Regions from separate parts of the Homo sapiens genome. Here region 1 is linked to region 2. The links are chromatin contacts, found by Hi-C or POLR2A ChIA-PET in ENCODE. All regions are on one chromosome and are shown on one strand. The core of a region is the stretch at or near the end of the contact, and the rest is flanking DNA. Distances in the headings are between cores, read along the strand shown.

Region 1 (2,700 bases), core at 109-2,608, 120 kb before region 2:
ATTTTTGTAGATAATCTCCTTCCCTTTCCGGGTCTTTCTCCTGATCCAGGAGAGTCTGAAAAGAGACATTTACAATAGATGCTCTCTGAAGCCTGCTCGCTTCATCTGCAGAATAAGACCCTTGGTCTCCACAACACCTTATCTTAACCCACACACTCCCTTCTATTGATTTCAGGTCTTTAGATGAACTTTCAACCAGAAAATCTTGGAATCCACCTGCGACCCAGAAGCTCCCCCCTGACCACCACCACCTTGGGCACGTGTTCTCAGGATCTCCAGGGGCTGTGTCAGAGGCCACGGTCACTCACATTTGGCTCAGAACAAATCTCTTCAAATACTTTACAGAGTTTGACAGTATTTCAATTTTATTGCATATATTATATTGCATATGAGTTTAACTCATATTTTGAGTTTTTAATCTCTTACTGTACCTAATTTATAAACTTTATTATATGTATAGAAAAAAACAGTATATATAGGATTCAGTACTATCCATAGTTTCAGGCATCCACTGGAGATCTCTGAACATATCCCTTGCAGGTAAGGGGGGAAGCTGCTGTGTACTTCTATATGTGTCGCATGTGAAGCGTGGCCAAAATGGGAAATCTGAAAATGAAGGGGGAAAATGAACATAATTAGGGCTTTGTTTACTTTCAGAAATGGGGTGTTATGTTGCCCAGGCTGGCCTCAAATTCCTGGACTCCAGCAATCTACCCCACCTCAGCCTCCCACGCAGCTGGGATTACTGGCATGTACCCCCACACCCAACATGGGTGGCTTATATCTTTTTAAGTTTACTTATTGTAAGTCATGTTGGCTACAATTAAAAATATATATTATATACTTGAAAATGAGTAAGATTCAAAATGTTCTTGTAAACTGTGTGTCTTCCCCTATCTGAAGGAATTTGGGAGGAGCAACCTTGCAAGAACCTTGGTCTTTTTACACCCAGAAATTGGTTTTTGGTTTCACTGACTTCAAGAATAAAACCGCAAACCCTCAGTGAATACTATAGCTCTTAAGGCGGCGCGCCTGGAGTTGTTCGTTCACTCTCACTGGGCTCGTCGTCTCACCCACTATAGAAATGAAATTGCAACTTTCGCAGTGAGTGTTCCGTTCCTCCTAATGGGCTCGTCGTCTCACCCACTTCAGAAATGAAGTTGCAACTTTCACAGAGTCGTCTCACCTACTTCAGAAATGAAGTTGCAACTTTCACAGATGAGTGTTTCGTTCCTCCTGCCGGGCTCGTCATCTCACCCACTTCAGAAATAAAGTGACAATTTTCGCAGTGAGCGCTACAGCTCATAAAGGCAACGCAGACGCCAAATGCAAACGAACAAACCTTATCACAGCACAGAAAACCCCAACGGGTTACCACTACAAGCTCCGGCAGCCTGCTTTTATTCTTTTATCTGGCCCCACCCACATCCTGCTGATTGGTAGAACCAAGTGGTCTGTTTTGACAGGGCGCTGATTGGTGCGTTTACAATCCCTGAGCTAGACATAAAGGTTCTCCAAGGCCCCACCAGAGTAGCTAGATATAGAGTGTCAATTGGTGCATTCACTAAACCTTGAGCTAGATGCAGGATGCTGATTGGTGTGTTTACAAACCTTGAGCTAGATACAGAGTGCCGATTGGTGTATTTACAATCGCTGGGCCAGACACAAATGTTCTCCATGGTCCCCACCAGACTCAGGAGCCCAGCTGGCTTCACCCAGTGGATCCTGTACTGGGGCTGCAGGTGGAGCTGCCTGCCACTCCCACGCCATGCGCCCACACTCTTCAGCCCTTGGGTGGTCGATGGGACTGGGAGCCATGGAGTAGGGGGTGGTGTTCATCAGGGAGGCTCGGGCATGGCGGGCTGCAGGTCCCAAGTCCTGCCCCGCGGGAAGGCAGCTAAGGCCCAGTGAGAAATAGGGCGCAGCGCTGGTGGGCTGGCACTATGGGGGAACCCAGTACACCCTCTGCAGCCACTGGCCCGGGTGCTAAACCCCTCATTGCCCGAGGCCGGCATGGCCGGCCGGCTGCTCCGAGTGCGGGGCCCGCCAAGCCCACGCCCACCCGGAACTCCAGCTGGCCCGCAAGCGCCGCGCACAGCCCCAGTTCCCGCTGGCGCCTCTCTCTGCACACCTCCCTGCAAGCTGAGGAAGCCGGCTCCGGCCTTGCGTGGCCAGCCCAGAAACGGACTCCAACAGTGCAGCGGCGGGCTGAAGGGCTCCTCAAGTGCCGCCAAAGTGGGAGCCCAGGCAGAGGAGGCACCCAGAGCGACCGAGGGCTGTGAGGACTGCCAGCATGCTGTCACTTCTCACTTTGTACTTTTAAAAGGAAAGAATTCAAATGAGAGACAGGCAAGGGAACATTTATTTTAAGCAATGTGAAAGTTCATTGGAGAAAGTAGGCTTGGAAGAGGGTCAAGCAGGAGACTTCAAAAATCAAGTGCTGCTTCCGCTTTGATTTTTTTTTTTTTTTGGACGGAGTCTCGCTCTATTGCCCAGGCTGGAGTGCAGTGGTACAATCTCAGCTGACTGCAACCTTTGTCTCCAGGGTTCAAGCGATTCTCCTGCCTCAGCCTCCCGAGTAGCTGGGACTACAGGTGCTTGCCACCACGCCTGGCTGATTTTTTGTATTTTTAGTAGAGACAGGGTTTCACCATGTAAACCAGGATGGTCTTGATCTCCTGACTTCATGATCCACCTGCC
Region 2 (2,700 bases), core at 106-2,605:
AGGGTTCAACATAGACTGTCTGGCCCCAAAGCCTGTGCTCTTTTCTTTTTTTAATTTGTATTTACTTATCTATTTTCATCCTTTAAAAAATAATTTTATTTTGGATTCAGGGGTGCATCTGCAGGTTTGTTCCATGAATGTATTGCATGATACTTAGGTTTGGGGTGTGTGTATACCATATTTTCATTATCTAATCCACTGTTGATGGGCACCTGGGTTGAATCCATATCGTTGCTATTATGAATAGTGCTGCAATAAACATCCGAGAGCACGTGTCTGTCTTATAGATTGATTTGTTTTCCTTTGGGTATATACCCATTAATGGGATTGCTGGGTCACTTGGTAGTTCTGTTTTAGGTTCTTTGAGAAGTCTCCAAGCTGCTTTCTACAGTGGCTGAACTAATACACATTCTCACCAGCAGTGTATAAATTTTCCCTTTTCTCCTCAGCCTCACCAGCATTAGTTGTTTTTTGCAAAGTCTGTGCTCTTACCCACTTTACTGCCCCCAGCATAACTCAGGCTGGTGAGGGAGGTGTGACACTTCTTCATGTGCTTAAGGCAGCCTGTGGCAGACCAAAATCTACTACGCATCTTGAAGATTGTTGCTCAGATCCACGTATTAATGTTTCTGAATACTGGAAACTGTGCTCGTGGCTGGGGACCAGGAATAAGTATAGTGGAGTCCTTGCTGGCAAGGAGTCCTTTAACAGAGGAAAAAGACAGGGCAGGGTATGACATAAAGACCAGATTCTATTTGGAGCTGTTGACTCAAAGAGCAAAAGGAGATGGCCGTTAGCGTATCAGACATAGAAGCCATATTCCCCATGGGCAAAAATGAAGAATGTTCTGTAAGGGTCCTTCAAGCTATACCACCCTGTGGTCCTCACTAGTGTTCATGGTCCTGTTAAGGGATGGGACACACTGGCCAAATGCTGGTGATCAAGCCAGCAAAGCTTCACCAGGCAGGCAAAACAAGGTATCTGGCATAATTTGGATACATCACATCACTGCAGTTCATTGTGCTGAGTAAAAATATTACACACAGACCAGGTTTGTAATAAAAACAAAATATAAAAATACAAAAGCCACAAAATGTCCCAGCTGGCAGAGACTGCACTCCAAATGGGAGGGATCCTAGGCAGGAAGCACAGTTCATATTTATGGAACAGAACGGGACAGCTAGATGCTTTGGTTCTTTGGGGGAAGTATTTAGCCTAACCCAATCACAACATATATATTTTCTAACTCAGGGATTCATGAGTTATTTTCATAGATTGCTCATGGTTATTACCGAAGGTTGCTCTGTCTCTTTGAAACCAACCATGTTGCCGGGCAACAGCTTCCTTGTTGATTTCATTTCTCCTCTTATCATTGTCTCAGTAACTTCAGCAAATCTATCCATATTCTGCTCTCTCCCACACAAAATAAAGTCCCTTTACATTCCTGAATTATGAGGCAGCAGAAGTAAAAAGTGATAGATTCATCAAGCTTAATTATAAGATAAGATGCTGGATATTTTACTGCTATTTCTGCAGTCTCAGCTTTGGTTTGAGTTTGAAGCATTATGGGTCAAAATTCCTAATGATTTTTGAAAATGCCACCTGTGAGGTCTGTGGCAGAGCAAGCAGTTATACTGGGGGAAAGCAAAAATAAACTTTCAGCGTTCAGGTTCATGTGCTGTAAGTGATTTGGTCAGAACTGGATTTTCCTGGAGAGCAGGAAGGTTATGATAACCTTTGAATTTTCAACACAAATCAACAAGGCGTGTTTCCTTTTTATAGTGGTAAAAATGTTGGAGGATTTGGGAACACTGAGTGTTTATTGTACCTGAAACCAGGCTCATCTAAGCCAAGAAGAAATGTTGATAGTCTATAGCTGTTCCCGGAGGAGTCCAGTTCCTCTGCTTCCGGAGATCTTGCTTATGTAACTCTGACTAATGCCTGAAATTCCATGGCTAAGCTACACCCTGTTACCTTAAAATCTTGAGTCTTCTTTACTATAAAAATGCTTACTACAGGAATGATGGTCTTTAGCCACCTTTTACATCTTAGTAAAGATTAGTCATTTATATCTTTGTAGGAATGAAGAATCTGAGAGTGAAATATGAGTGGCAAGAAAGACAGAATGAAGGCACTGCACTCTGGATAAAATGACAAAATAACAGGCCTGAAGCACAGACTTTGGAGAAAACACTGGCCCTAAGACTGTCCCTAATTTGAGCACCCTAGTTTTCTAATGACTTACATAAATACCTGAATGCACAGATACCAGACAATACAGACTTATTTTGATTCCTCCTTCTTCTTCACCAGCACCCAATCCTCATCAACCACAAAGCTATAAAGAACTACAGATTCTCTTCCTCCTAAACCAATTCTAGTCCATGCACATAACAAAAGATCAAAATACATCGAGCAAAAACTGAAAGAACTGAAAGAAGAGACAGATAAACCCACTATTATAGTAAGAGATTGTAGTACATGTCTCTCAATAAATGAAAGAACAAACAGACAGAAAATCAGTAAAGATACAGAAGACTTGAACAACACTACCAACCAAATTGACCTCATTGACATGTATAGAACACTCTGTCTATCCAACAACAGCAGAATACACATTTTTCTCAAGGTACATGGGACACTGAGCAAGATACACCATATTTTGGACCACAAAACGAGTCTTAATACATTTAAAATTAT

The links. A loop is a pair of places that touch in the nucleus more often than their neighbours do. ChIA-PET counts read pairs that join two places held with the same protein, here RNA polymerase II (POLR2A). Pooled maps may share reads with other maps.
Region 1: a pooled map shows a loop between it and region 2 (2.9-fold over the local background). The contact joins two enhancer-like sites. A Hi-C loop is called at or near these places in 3 of 50 pooled maps. POLR2A ChIA-PET finds 5 or more read pairs at or near these places in 8 of 52 experiments (H1, K562, OCI-LY7 and 4 more).

Annotation. Positions count from the first base shown.
Region 1 is chr6:2,939,054-2,941,753 of GRCh38, reverse strand. No RefSeq gene overlaps it. Among named protein-coding and RNA genes, the nearest start is that of SERPINB6, 31 kb to the left of the region's middle. Within about 2 kb of position 1,358, at least 9 of the 41 ENCODE cell types and tissues checked have a DNase peak (open chromatin) inside an H3K27ac peak, as active enhancers do.
Region 2 is chr6:2,817,351-2,820,050 of GRCh38, reverse strand. No RefSeq gene overlaps it. Among named protein-coding and RNA genes, the nearest start is that of SERPINB1, 23 kb to the left of the region's middle. Within about 2 kb of position 1,355, at least 9 of the 41 ENCODE cell types and tissues checked have a DNase peak (open chromatin) inside an H3K27ac peak, as active enhancers do.